2 separate regions of the Homo sapiens genome follow, and region 2 is linked to region 1. Evidence: chromatin loops called from intact Hi-C (ENCODE). Cell type or tissue: IMR-90. All regions are shown on one strand.

The links. A loop is a pair of places that touch in the nucleus more often than their neighbours do. Peaks named below come from ENCODE experiments on the same cell type or tissue, not always from the same donor. Only the 100,000 strongest peaks of a DNase experiment are listed, where the experiment ranks them.
Region 2: it touches region 1 in a loop (3-fold over the local background); 2 of 110 quality-filtered maps call a loop at or near these places.

What each region holds. Positions count from the first base shown.
Region 1 is chr1:192,306,967-192,314,966 of GRCh38, reverse strand. No RefSeq gene overlaps it. Among named protein-coding and RNA genes, the nearest start is that of RGS21, 6.0 kb to the left of the region's middle. In IMR-90, a CTCF peak has its summit at 3,480 (motif pointing right); a DNase peak (open chromatin) is centred at 3,486; H3K27ac peaks cover 553 bases.
Region 2 is chr1:190,954,059-190,962,058 of GRCh38, reverse strand. No RefSeq gene overlaps it. Among named protein-coding and RNA genes, the nearest start is that of LINC01680, 270 kb to the left of the region's middle. In IMR-90, a CTCF peak has its summit at 4,264; no DNase peak of the experiment used is centred here.

The DNA.
Region 1 (8,000 bases):
ATGTACATTCTTGTGCAAGATAACCTTTAAAAACCTTTATTTTTCTACCAGTAATATATAGAAAATAGGATTGAGTTCTTATACCTATTATAGTAAGAATTAAGTGAGGTACCATCTAAGCATTTATCAAAGTGATCACTACATGGTAAACATTAACACATGTTAGCTATTACTGCTAAGGAAACTATTTTAATACTTAAATTTCATATGACCATAAAAATAAAATTTAGAAGATGATTTTTAATCATTATTGAAAAAAGAAAATACATTTAAAATACACAATCACTTCTCAGCCTTTTGGCTAAGGTCAAGTGTAAAAGGGACACAAATGTAGTTTAGAGCAAATTTAAGTGACGTAGTTAAAAAAAGGAGGTAATCACAGTATGATAATCAAGTCAGATTATTTCACTATTACAAAGAAAAAGTGAAGTTACAGAGAGAAGTAGTAAGACCTTAGTAACCTAAAGCCTACTAGCTGGCCTGTGGCAAAGTTTTGAAATAGAAATGGTGAATTCTGAGCACAGGGTTAGAAAGAAAGGTCACCTGAGTGATAGAATTATGCATATTTTCTACAGATGCAGGATTCTAAAAATGTGATTTACAGAGTTTATAGGAAAGGCAGTCAAGGAAGAAAGAACTAAAGATACAGATTGAGGTTTCAACTGAATCATAGTTTAAGCAGGGCTATGGGTGTTGTGAGAGAAATTTTAAGGATGAATGTGGTAATATATGTGAAACACTCTCTGTTCCCTGGAAGAAAGGTTCTATAAAAACGTAACATATTGCTGATTCTTAGAATGAATGGTGAAGGTTGAAAGATTTTCAGATGTAGGGAAAGGGCACATTCACAATCCAGTGAGAGGCAAAAGATATTGGAAATGGAAGGTCAGAAACAAGAAACGAAAAATAAAATTTGAATGCTTCTTACAAGACTACACACACATGCACATATACACTACAGTTTTAAACAATTATTTGCATTGGAAATACTCTGTAAACTAAGTTTATTGATTTCTAAGATAGCTTCACTTAGAATTGAATAATTTAAGCACATAAAGTTAAAGTGAATATAGTGGTTGGGGTGAGGAAAGAATGAATTTGGATTGTCTAAGGAAACAATATCATAAAAGAAAAGGTATAATAAAAACAGTAAAGAGATAGATTTTTGAATAAAAATTATTTTGCCAAGAAGTTCAAGAAAATGTTTTGAAGGATAGAATTTAGAACTGTTCTAAGAAGTTCTGTATATGGTAGATAAAGCAATAGCTTGCCAGAAGATATATGGCCAATTTTAGATATATAAAAAGAGTTGGAGGAAATACAAGGAAATTAGAGTGTGCCACCCAGAGTGTCTCATGTGGAGCTGCTGATTGCATGTCCGGATTTCATAACTGATGCAGAGGTAGCTATCAGTTAACTTAGCCAACAGACACTTTTGAAATAAATCAAGCATCCAAATTACAAACAGTATTGAAATATGTTATTGAAGGTCTATACCTCCTTAGTGATTTAAATCTGGATATATTATTGATGCTCTAATTAGAATGTCATATCATATTTTTTCTAAGTAGTCTTATCAATTAGAATTTTATAGTTAAATGGGGATCTAATAATTAATGTCTTATGACTTGAGGAAGAGGCTTTGGAAAACATATTTATCAAATGCTCATGGGAAACAATTCAATACTATAGTGTTACAATAAATTCAAATCGTGTGTTTTGTAATGTATCTGAAATATACTTGAAAAGATAATGGACTTTTCCATTTGTAACACCCATGGCCCTAAAAATCTTATGAAAGAGTAATTCAGTGTCTTTGAGTTCAGAATGTTACAAGATTCTTTTATTATATTAACTTATCACATATGTAAGTGCAAAAAAGTAAAGAATAATCTCAGGCTTTCCCATTATGGTTTATCTTTACTTGCAGAGAGGACATAATTTTGGCTTTGTTAACAGTCTTTTTCTTTTCCCCTTCTTTTTCTTTCATTTCCCCCTTCCATTCACTTATCAAACCTATTTGATTCTACTTTCAAAATATAATCATGTCTTTACGCACTCACCTCTATCTTCATTATATTGATTCAAGTCTAAACTGCCTCTTCCCTGGATTACTACAGTTGTCTCTGAGCTACCTCTGTGCTTTTTGGGTTTTAATCCTGCAGTGTATTCTCAGTGTGGCCAATTGGGGGGTACTTTTAAAATGCAAGTCAGATCATATCACTCCTCAACTCACACCTTCCCCTGGCTTTACATCTTGCTCAGAGTTAAAGCCGTGTCAGCTGGGCACGGGCTCACACCGGTAATCCCAGCACTTTGGGAGGCCGAGGCGGGTGGATCACTTGAGGTCAGGAGTTTGAGACCAGCCTGGCCAACATGGTGAAACCCTTTCTCTACTAAAAATGCAAAAAAAAATTAGCCGAGTGTAGTGGCGGGCACCTGTAATCCCAGCCACCAGCTACTGAGGCAGGACAATTGCTTGAACCTGTGAGGTGGAGGTTGCAGTGACCCGAGATCATGCCACTGCACTCCAGCCTGGGCAGCAGAGTGAGACTCCATCTAAAAAAAAAAAACAAAAAACAAAAAACAAAAAACAACATGTCCTGGAGTGGCCTGAGCATCCCTACAGAATATGTCCCCATCCACCTCGCTGATACGGTTTCCCATTACACAACTATTTGCTTGCTCCACTCTTGTCACATTGGTCTACTTGCTGCCTTCCTACCTGTCCAAGCACCCTTATTCCTAAGCATCTTTACACTTGCTTTTCCTTCTTTCTGAGTGTTCCTTCCCCAGTTAGCTATTCCCATGGCTTACTACTGCACCTGATTTACTTAAATGTCAAATGAAGGCTTCTCTGACCAGTACACTTAACATGGCTAACACACTGCAGCTTCTCCTTCCTAATTGTTTCTTCCCCCTTCCCTAGTTTATTTTATCCATAACATATAATAGCACTTATTACCAACTGGTATACTATACCATTTATTTTGTTTTTCTGTTTATTTTCTCTCTTACTACTTGACTACTTGAATGGAAAACTCCAGGTAAGCTTAGATTTTTGTTTGTATTGTTTACTTTTGTATCATAGCACCTAAAACAGTTTACAGCATGTAGAGATTCTTAAAAATATTTATTAAATGTATAAATGAAATATGTTACCCCCAGAAGCTGGCTAATGTAATGGCACCTTGATAATGCATTATTGTCTAGAAGTATTAAAATACTGGAGAGAGGTCACTAAATAAAAAGTCAAGGAAGCAGTACTCAGTGGGAGAGGGAAGTTAGGGAGAAAGGATGGCATAGGGGAATGAAAAGCCTGTGGATATTCATGAAAAAATGAAACTATGCCTGTATCAAAATATCTCATGTATTCTATAAATATATACATCTACTATGTTCCCACAAAAAATCAAAAAAAAAAAACTTATCTGCTTTCATAAGTTAACCAAACCCTGCCTGCCTACTTTTGCCAATAGATGTCAGTGGTTGACCATATGAGTGAAATTATTGCAGATACACTTATTTTATGCCACTCTTAAAAGGCTAGTCTTTAAGGAGTGTCTCATTTCTTAAATGATCCTTTTTATTATTTTACCTTGAGAAGTAACATATATTATGACATGATAGAGTTGACAAGACGAAATGTTAATAGATTCCCTAATATACTGAAACTATTGAAATTTAAGGGCTATAAGAAGTATTCAAATTAAAATGACTTTTTTAAATGGTTGCTTTGTTTATACAGATTTATGTATATTCCTCCAACCATGCAATTTTCAAAGTGCAAAAGAAATTGTTCGTACATACAGTGTTTTATTCACATTCATGCTTGCTATGGAGATTTTTATCCAGGTTTCAATCAATTTAGTTTAATCCAGTACAATTCCCAGGCAGTTTGAAAAGAGTTTTATTTTTTAAATTATAAATGGTAATTGAGTAGTCATCATCTTATATCTTTTAAGAATGATTGTGAACATTGATTTTAACGTAAATATTCTCGTTCCAAAGTCCTAAGTACCTCCAATGAAATACAATCGTTTTCCATTTTTTGTTCTACTACTTAATAATTTTTATCAATGTTTAATTCCTTAATTGTATCTTTCAGAATTAAAATTAATGTTAAAAATAAACAATATATGTTATATTTACATGGATTTATAGTTTCAAAAATACCTGCCAACAGGTGTTTAAAAATTTCAAGAATGATATCATGTTTCTCTTCTTTGGTCAGTGGGAAATTCAGAGGCCTCTGAGGTATTTAAAAATTCTCCTGATCATGATTATTTTTTCTAGAAAATTGCTGTTACTATGTTGGACAAAATAATGAGGCAAAATATTTTGATAAGGGTTTTATTGAACAGAACTAAAATGTGTGCCATCATTTATTGATTAATTCAACATATATTTATTGAGCTCCTACTAGAGATCATTAATTTAAGATATCTTCTTTTTTTTTTTTACTATGGCTATCTGTTGCCATGTAAAGAAGGTTTTTTTTTCTCTTTTTCTATGTATAAAGTAATTGAAAAAAATAAATTCAACTGGGTGTGGTGATCCCAGCACTTTGGGAGGCCAAGGTGGGAGGATTGCATTGACCCAGGAGTTTGAGACTAGCCTGGGCAACAAAGTGAAATACCATCTCTACAACAATTTAAAAATTACTCCAGTGTGGTGGCAAGCACCTGTAGTCCCAGCTACTCAGGAGGCTGTAGTGGAAGTTTCACTCGAGCCTGAGAGACTGAGCTTGCAATGAGCCGAGGTCATGTCACTGCACTCCAGCCTGGGCAACAGAGAAAGATTCTGTCTCAAATAAATAAATAAATAAATAAAATAAAACTAATTGGGTGAAAGGACATACAAGACACAGAGTTGGAGAAAATATTTGCAATACTTAATCTGACCGAAGTTGTGCATGCAGCATATATAGGGAATATATTAAATAGTCAGTAAACATATGAAAAAATGCTCACCAATATTGGTCATTAGAGAAATAAAAATGAAATCACTATATACCCACAATAATGTCTAAAATTTAAAAACAAGACTGTGGAGCAACAGGAACCCTCACACAGATTTGATGGAAGTGTGCATTGTTACAACCATCTTGCAAAACTGGTTGGAAGTATCTTTTAAAGCTGAACATCTGCAAACCTTATGACCCGGTAATTTCTTTCCTAGGTATCTATCCAGAACAATTGCATATACACATGTATAAAAAAAGATATGCATCAGAATTTCATCTACAGTGTTATTTGTAAAAACACTATACTAGAAACAATCCAAATGTGAATTTATGAAAGAAAGAATTAATACATTGTAGAATAGTCATACAAAGAATACAGCAATGAAAAAGAATGACCTCTTGCTACATGCAACAACATGAATGCATTACAGATTATATTGAGGCTGGGTGCGGTGGCTGATGCCTGTAAACCCAGCACCTTGGGATGCCAACGTGGGAGGATTGCTTGAGGCCAGGAGTTCGACACCAGTCTGGTCAGTATGATGAAACACTGTCTCTCCAAAAAAAAAAAAAGAAAGAAAGAAAATAAAAGCCAGGCCGTGGTGGTGCGCACCTGTAGTCCCAGGTACTCCAGAGGCTGAGGCAGGAGAATTGCTTGAACCCACGAGGTACAGGTTGCAATGAGTCATGATGGCACCTGTTGTGGGAAGTCAGGGACCCCGAAAGGAGGGACTGGCTGGAGCTGTGGCAGAGGAAGATAAACTGTGAAGATTTCATGGACATTTATCACTTCCCAAATAATACTCTTATAATTTCTTATGCCTATCTTATTTTTTTATTTTTTATTTTTAAGATGGAGTCTCGCTCTTTTGCCCAGGCCAGAGTGCAGTGGCACTATCTCGGCTCACTGCAAGCTCGGCCTCCTGGGTTCCTCAGCCTCCCAAGTAGCTGGGACTACAGGCACCCACCACTGTGCCTGGCTGATTTTTTTGTATTTTTAGTAGAGATGGGATTTCACTGTGTTAGCCAGGGTGGTCTCGATCTCCTGACCTCGTGATCTGCCCGCCTTGGCCTCCCAAAGCACTGGGATTACAGGCATGAGCCACCACCCCCGGCCATGCCTGTCTTATTTTAATCTCTTAATCCTGTTATCTTTGTAAGCTGAGGATGTAGGTCACCTCAGGACCACTGTGATAATTGTATCTAACTGTACAAATTGATTGTAAAACGTGTGTTTGAACAATATGAAATCAGTGCACCTTGAAAAAGAACAGAATAACAGCGATTTTAGGGAACAAGGAAAGACAACCATAAGGTCTGACTGCCTGTGGGGTCGGGCAGAATAGAGCCATATTTTTCTCCTTGCAGAAAGCCTATAAACAGACATGCAAGTAGGGAAGATATCAATAAATTCTTTTCCTAGCAAAGAATATTAATAATTAAGACCCTGGGAAAGGAATTGCATTCCTAGGGGGAGGTCTATAAATGGCTGCTCTGGGAGTGTCTGTCTTATGCGGTTGAGATAAGGACTGAAATACACCCTGGTCTCCTGCAGTACCCTCAGGCTTATTAGGGTGAGGAAAAAACCACTTCCTGGTAAATTTGAGGTCAGAGAGGTTCTCTGCTCTTGAACCCTGTTTTCTGTTGTTTAAGATGTTTATCAAGACAATACATGCACAGCTGAACATAGACCCTTATCAGGAGTTTTTGATTTTCCCCTTTACCTTGTGATCTTTGCTTTGCCCTTTTCCTTGTGATCTTTATTGGCCTCAGAAGCATGTGATCTTTGTTCTCCTTTTTGCCCTTTGAAGCATGTGATCTTTGTGACCTACTCCCTGGTTCATACACCCCCTCCCCTTTTGAAGTCCTTAATAAATCCTGCTGGTTTTGTGGCTTAGGTGGGCATCACTGTCCTACCGATAAGTGATGTCACCCCTGGTGGCCCAGCTGTAAAATTCCTCTCTTTGTACTCTTTCTTTTTATTTCATGGACCAGCCAACACTTAGGGAAAATAGCAAGAACCTATGTTGAAATATTGGGGGCAGGTTTCCCTGATAGGCACCACTTCACTGCAGCCTGAGCGACAGCAACACACTGTGTCAAAATACATATACAAAAAGAAACTAAACAAGTAAATATTATAATTTAATTTTATTTATATAAAGTTCAAAAGCAGTCAAAACTAGTCTATGGAGGCAGAAACAGCAATACCTTTAGGAGAGGTATTGACTGAAGGAGTTCATGAGGGAGGCTTCTAGAAAGATGGTAATTTTCTCTTCCTTGATCTGGATGGTTTTACACAGGAATGTGTACTTTATAAAATTATTGCAATTTGCCTACCTTTCTGTATATGTGCTACACTTCAGTAAATATTTAGTTGGAAATCGAACTGATTACTCTTTTCATAATTGTTAACAGAATAACACTAATACATTTTCTATCACTTCATAAACACTTGACTATTCCAAGTAAAAGATTCCTTGAGACTCTTTGCAAGGTAGGCAGAAGGCTTTCCTCATTCACTCATTTACATTTTTAACCAGTGTCTATATCATATTATGTGGGTGAAAGAACAGGACTGTGGTGATGAAGGCAGAAGTGAGATTATTCTATTCGAGATGCTGCACTAAACACAGCCATTTAAAGCACAAAACTAAGCTCTAAAATTTTTGAAAGAACATTATGAGAGAAACACAATGGAATACAGGTTTGTTTGTTTCTTTTTAGTTTATTTTGTTTTTTACCTGATATAATAAGGCATATTAGAATACAGATCAAACTTTTTAGTAGCTCTTAATTCTGAGAGAATCTTACTCTATTTTTTTCTCTTTTTCAAAAAATGTAAGGGTCATTAAAACAATATAATGCCTGTGTTTGTACCATATACATTTACATGTACCCTGTACCATATACATATACAACCAAACAAATCAAATCAAGAATCATATTTCCTATGTGTTTAAATGCTTCCTGGTGATAATTCTTTATATTCAGTTTCTTGTAGATATCTGAATCCTATCATGAAAAACAACTG
Region 2 (8,000 bases), 1.4 Mb after region 1:
CTAAGGTCATTTATTAAGTACAGAAGTCATTTGGATGAGTTTTTAGGGTTTTCTAGGTATAAAATCACAACCTCAGTGAACAGAGATAATTGATTTCCTCTTTTCCTATTTGAATGCATTTTATTTCTTTCTCTTGCCTCATTGCTCCAGTACAATGCTTAATAGGAATGGTGACAGTGGACATCTCTGTCTTGTTCCACTTCTTAGGGGAAATGCTTTCAACTTTTCCCCATTCAGTACAAGGTTAGCTGTGGGTTTGTGGTGTATGGCTCTTATTATTTTGAAGCGTGTTCTTTTGATGAATAGATGGTTGAGGGTTTTTATCATGAATGGATATTGAATTTTATCAAATGCTTTTTAGTTATCTAATGAGATAATCTTATGGTTTTTGTTTATAACTCTGTTTATGTGGTGAATGACATTTATTGATTTGTGTTCATTGAACCATCCATGCAGCCCTGGAATAAAACCCACTTGTTCATGATGTAGTTATTATTTTTTTGATGTGCTGCTGGATTTGGTTTGCTGGTATTTTGCTGAGGATTTTTAATCTATGTTCATCAGTGATCTCTGCCTAAAGTTTTCTTTTTTGGTTGGTGCTTGACTGATTTTCATACCAGGGTGATCTTCCTTTTTTTAGAATGAGTTAGAGAGTCATCCCTTCTCATTTTTGTTGTTGTTGTTGTTTAATTTCTGTAAGGCTGGTATAAGCTCTTGTTTGTATCTCTGGTTAAATGTAGCTATGAATCCATCTCATCCTGGGCTTCTTTCTTTGGGAGATTTTTGATTACTGTTTACATTTCATTACTCATTATTGGTCTGTTAAGGGTTTTTGCTTCTTCCTGGCTCAATCTTGAGAGGCTGTATTTTCCATAAATGCCACCTATTTTTGTATGGTTCACATGTCTGATGACTTTCTATTTGTTTTCCATTTGCACATTTTGATAATTAGAAAAAACTCAAAAGAATAATAATATTTTGTGACACATAAAAATTACGTAAAAGTAATGTCAGTATTCATTAATTAAGTTCTATTGTAACACAGTCATGCTCATTTACTTAAGTATCATCTATAGCTAACATTTGTGTGACAATGTCAGCGTTCAGTATCTGTCATAGAAAAGATGTGGTCTGCTAATTTTGAAATGTTTATTACTTCTACTTTTATGTAAAAAGTTTGTTAATTCCTAGATTGCTGTATAAAGAGGACTTTGCTATGTGGACATTCTATTTGCTTTGCAAAAACAGAATCAAATTGGATCAAGCTAAAGTTGGAGTACATTTTAAGGATACAGGGATGATTCATGAAATGGAAGGAAAAGAATAGGGTTGTACTCAGAAACATACCAGGATATCAGTTTAAATGGCCGTATAAAAACTCTAGTTTGTAACTTCCGGTTCATCAACTCCATTTCATTTACTCTACTTGGAAAAGAGTCTCCTGTTTCTTCAGGCAACAAAGTTTTATATATATATATATAAAACTCATACCTCACATACGTATACACTTTCTATATTCAAGCTTCTAAACTTATGTATTACTGGTCAAGCTACCCAAGCATATATTGTTTCTTGGCCTCAATTCACAATTCCTGGGAAAATTACTCACTGGATAAAATGTAGTCAGGGTTCCTCCTATAGGTCAAGTAACAATATCTAAGGAAGGTAATCATATTGTAAAAACATAGTTGGCCATAAATTTCTCCATGTCCACATCATCATGCATGTGGAAGGTGGAATTCCTAAGATTATCATTATGTGGTAGATCAGCCATTATATTAATCTAACAGTAAAAGTAATATTGGACACGATCATTACACATATTCCCACACATAAAGTTAAAAGGTATAATGAAGATATCAAATTATTTTGGGTGGACTTCAACTCTTTCTCTTTTGACATCAGAAAGGGAGAAGGAAACCCTTTCTCTGTTTATTTCCCAAAGGGAAGTCAAATAGACAAAATTATGAATATGCAAAATACACTTGATCAAAACAGAAGCACACAGAGTTAAACAATAAAACTACATGTAACTACATACACAAAAAAATCCATGGCAGCAATAGTAATAGTTTGTAGTGTTTATTTGTCTCTCACATTGTACAAATATTTCTAAATATTTGTTTTGTATTATATATTTCATCTAACTCTTACAATAGACAATGGGGTAGGTAATATGAGGACCGCCATTGATACATAAGAATTATCTGGCTTAGATAAGTCAAGTAACTTGACTCAGGCTGCACAACTGTAAATGTGTCATGTCTGAAAACTAATACTGCCTTCTTCTCTACTAATCTATTTTGCAGGATGAAAGAATTAACAGAATTTTAATTCATCAAATATATATATATATATATACACACACACACACACACACATATATACACATATATATATACACATATATATACACATATATATATACACATATATATACACATATATATATACACATATATATATACACATGTGAATTTAATAATTTTATCTTGGGATACTAGTTTCTAAAGTGTTTACATAAAAAAGGTAATAGTAATAATATATACTTGTTTCAACTAGACAATTTTATCAAAACTGATTAGAGGGCCAGGCACGGTGGCTCACACCTGTAATCCCAGCACTTTGCGAGACTGAGGAGGGTGGATCACTTGAGGTCAGGAGTTTGAGACCAGTCTGGCTAACATGGCAAAACCTCATCCCTACTAAAAATACAAAAAAATTAGCTGGACATGGTGTCAGGCGCCTGTAATCCCAGCTACTCAGGAGGCTGAGGCAGGAAAATCGCTTGAACCTGGGAGGTGGAGGTTGCAGTGAGTCAAGGTTGCACCACTGCACTACAGCCTAGGCGACAGAGCAGGACTCTGTCTCAAAAAAAAAAAACAAAAAACTGTTAGAGAACAAATGAAATTCTGCATGCAAAAATTATTACTGTATCTGTGAAGGAAAAACTAATACTTCTAGTGTGACTTTTTGTTTCCTCAGTCAAATTTAATTCAAAATGAATGAGAAACGTTGCAAATTTCTGAATAATATTAAAGTAATTTAATATAATTATTGATAATTAATATTAATATTGATAATAATAGAATGTTCCTAGACTGCTTCTTGTTTTGCAGCTTAGCAAACTAAACAATATATATATTTTAAAGTATAGTTTTTCTAATATTTTAAATTAGTCGTATATTTGGTAAATCACATACCTTTAGCCTTGTTTTTTTTATGATTCTGAACACATTTTTCACCATTTGAATAAAACTTAGCTCTTCCTCAAATTTACATTTGCCTGAATGATTTCTTTCAATTAGAGAATTGCATACGGTTCTCTCAGTTTCATTTCTGGGTTTAACACCACACTTGACAAACTTCACCTTGGCAATAGTTTAGAATTTGGTTTATTTTGACAGAAGGATATATGATCTTGGTGAAGAAATCCGCTGCCTTTCAGAGTAGTATAACTAACTATTAAAAAGATGTATATCAAAAGATGTTAATGCCTTAATCAAAATGGTGCTTACTCTTGATAAATTGTATGCGTAACTTTAAATACACATACAAATATATTTATTGAAGTTTTATGCAGTGTCATTCAATATTGTTATTTTAAATATCTGATGAGTTTCTCATGCAGCAAGAAAAAAAAGAAATATTCCCATAGGATGCCTAATATATTGAAATTCAGAAAGATAAATTTATTTTCATAAAACATTACATGAATGAAAACTTTATAACACCCCATGCTATTCATAGAAGTGTATACTAGACCACGATGTGCCTATGGGTATTATCATTTAAAAAACTTTCCTTACTTCTCCTACTATATTATACAAAAGCCGTTCCCAGAAAATACAAATTTGATGAATAAATTTAGCACTTTATATATTGTTTTAATATCTGTTTTCTAGAGCCAGATGTTCTTCTAATTTATTTTAGGCCTAATGAGCAAAGGCTAGAGGTATAGCACATGATATAGAGCAATGGCTTCAAAAATTTTTGTCTACAACTCATAGTAAGAAAATGTATTTTACATTATGACCCAAAGTACACACCATTAGATATGTATACAATAGATATGCATACATATCTAAACAAAGAAAAAAACTGAGATGGATTAGATGTGATACATTCTCATTTGAATTGTATTCTATTTCATACCATCATTTTCTGTTCTATTTTATTTCACTTTATAATGTTGTTTGAGGCCCAATAAGTAGATTTTGCAAAACACAGTTTGTAAAACACTACTCTAAAACCATTTATCTAGAGGCCTAGATACTGCAACCTCACTCCCTCTAGTGTGAGTATTTAATACTGGTTTCAGTTTATCTTCTATTATGAGTTGTTAAAATTTCAAGAAGAGAAAGAAGTACATAAACTTACTATTTGTAGAGAAGACTGTCATCCATACAATGGTCCAGAATATTGGAAGTGTGTTATTTGAAAGGTAATTTATTAAATCATTAGAGACTTTAGAGACTTGAGCCAACCAACCTAAAATGTTGAGAACTCTATGCTCCTCCAAGAAAAAGATGAGTGACATTATTCAGTAGTAGAATTATTGGCATAGCTCATCTCTAAAGCAGATACAACTCAGAGAAAATCAGTTACTCCCATTCAACTATGAAGAATACAAATTTTAATAAGAAGTGAAATTTCACAGTCAAAAATGAGGGGGAGTGTAGTAAGAAGGATATTCCTAATTTATTAGACCTGTCACTTACATTTCCACTCACACGATGACGTCCTTTTAAGTCTCAGTGAAGTATGAAGATGAAAGACTTTTGAAGTCATATCAAAGAAAAATAAGTTCTTTGACATAGAATACAGGTGCCTGAATTTAATGTCTTTTCAGCTTTCACTTTCAATACTCATTCATAATTTACCAATATAAACTAGTACAATTAATGATAATTGTAGTAGCACTTTTCAGGAAAACAATTTTAATTACTAAACCATCCCTGATTCGGTTACTGAATGCAAAAGTGATCTATTTAACAAATGAAATAGATAATTTTAATGTTAAAAGTTTAAAATCATTCAATAAAATGTACATATTAAGTTGAAAGTATTTTGATATCTATACATAGTTGAGATATATAAAATTTCAATCTCTAGACACATTAAATTTCTTTAAAATTATATGTTATTTAGAAAATATCATATATATAAAATTATTATGCCTTATTTTTTAATCATTCTTTGAATTTTATTTGTTGCAAAGAAAAGCATGTTTCCCAAAGTTCATACCCTTCTAAATGACTGTATACAATGGTAGAGGGAGATTATTTTCATATCCACTTTTTTCCCTCCATATATTTGCTTCAATAATTATCTATAATAAATAGATAATGCTGTATAATTATGATATATTTATTTTAATATTACTGAGAAAATAATTTTACCTTAGGATGCTTGACTATTGCTTGTTTCAAGGATTTTTCCCCAAAAAAACTGCTTTTGTCGAATATCTTTACCGAATATTATTTCCTGTTTAATCTGTTAATTTCTGACAGACAAATGTTGATGTTGCTCTATAGTAGTGGTTACATCTCTTTTTTCAATTCTAACGTTTTTTTCTCATATATTTTCATGTTATGTTGTTAGATGCATGTATTTTTTTTCCATTGTTATGTCTTGTTTGATAATTGCACTGTTCATCATTATCTTAGGTCAGTGCAAAAGTAATTGCAGTTTTTGCTATTACTTTTAATGTAACATCCCCCCTTTTTTATGAAATTAATATTGTTATTTTAGCATTTTTAAAATTAATGTTATCATGGTATATCTTTCACCATTCCTTTATTTTAATTTATCTGAATGTTTATATTTAAATCTGACTTATTTTGGACAACATATAGTTGGATCTCTTTTATTAATCCACAATTATGATCTATCTTTTAGCTGATATATTTAGACTCTACACATTCAGAGTAATTGTTGATATAGCTAGATAAATGATGACCATGTTTGTGACTGTTTACTGTTGTTTGCTTTTGTTCCTTGTTTCTTATTTTCTCTCTCATTTTTTGACTTCTATGATTTTAATTGAGGATTTTATATCATTTTATTTTAACTCCTCTTAGCTTACCAATCATACTTAAAAATGATCATGGTTGCCCTAGCATTTACGATATCCATTTTTTAAGTAACTAATTCCTTGTTCAAATAACACTGTACCACTTCACACAGAGTATAGGTATCTTATAACAGAATATCCCCAAATTCCTACTTTCTGTCCCTTGTGAAATTCCTATCATTCACTTCATGTATTCGTATACTGGAATCATTCAATGTATCACTTCCATTATTGTTTTTAATAAACAATTATCATTATATAAATAAAGAACCACAAAATTACTTTTTAAATCTATTCTGTCTTTGATGCTATGCAATCCTATATGTAGATTCATTTATGGCCACTCTTATTTGTCTTCAGCTAAAAAAACTGTTAAAATTTATTGTGTGGCAGGTCTGCTAGTGATAAAGTTTCCTATTTTTGAGTGTCTGAGTAATTCTTTATTTCTGCTTCACTTAGGAAGAATAATTTTATTGGCTATATAATTCTAGGGGCTTTATTCAAAATATTAAATATTTTCTATGTATTTTTCTAATTTTTGACAAGAAATGCCTTGTAGTTCTTATATTTGTTCTCTTCTAGTAAAGTGTCCTCCCATCCCTGGCTTGTTACAAGATTTTTTTCTTTGCCTTTGGTTTTCTGCAACTTGAATATGGTATGTAGTTATAGGTTAAATTGGTCCCCCCCCTTCCAAGTTTATATGTTTAACCTATAAACCCCAGTACCTCTGAATGTGACTTTATTTGGAGAAAAAAAATTTACAGAGCTAATTAAGTTCGAATGAGGTGATTCAGGTGGGTTGTAATCCAATATAATTGGAGCTCTAATGAGAAGGGGGAATTTTAAAAGACATCAATAAAAAAGGATAATGTGAAGACACAAGGAGAAGCAAGCTGTCTGTAAGCCCAAAAGAAAGGCCTGGAACAGATCCTTCCATCATGGTCATCAGAAGGAACCAATCTTGCCTTTATTTCCAGAACTCTGAGAAAACAAATTTATGTTGTTTAAGCCCCACAGTCTGTGGTAGTTTGTTATGCCAGCCCTCCAAACTAATACATACACCAAGTTTTGACGTTTCACGTTCATTTTGCTGTTTATCCTGCTTGTTTTAGAGACAGCTTTCTGTATCCATCATTAAATTTGGAAAGCTTTTAGCCATTATGAATCAAACATTAATTCTGATTTATTTTCTGTTCTCTTTCTGACATTCCAGTTACACCTTTTGGAACTGCTCAATAGTTCTTGGAGGTTCCATTCTTTCCCTCTCCCCGCTATGATTTTTAATTTTGGGAATTTTCTATTTAATTAATTTTGGGAATTTTCTATTTGAACCTCACTGATTCTCTCTTCAGCCATATTAAGCCTACTGCTGAACCCATCAAAGGTATTTCTTCATTTCATTTCTGTTGCAGTGTTTTGGTTGCTAGTACTTCTTTTTGATATTTTTCTTAGAATATTCACCTGTCTATTTACCTTCCCCATCTGTTTTTTTATGTTGTTTACTTTGCCATTAGTTATTTTAAATTTCTTATTTAATTCCAAATTATGTCTTTTACAGTAGTCTGATTCTGATGTTTGGTCTATTCCTACACTGTTGGTTTTCTTGCCTGTTGGCATTCTTATAACATCTTGTTGTAAATGACACATATGTGTAATAGGAACTGAAATTAATTGGTCTTTTATGTGACAACAATGCTAATACGGCTATCAGTGGTCTCTGTCTAATGTTTCCGATAGCTATAGTTGTCACAGACTTAAAATTCTTTCAGTACTTTTATTTTTGTCTTACCTGTTGACTTTGGGCACCCCTGAATACTCCTCCTTGGAACAACTATTGCAGGTGCTTCCACCATAATCCACTGTTATTGTAATGGAGCCCTGTTTGTGTAATGATAAGGTATGGAGAAATGAGTACATTCTGTAA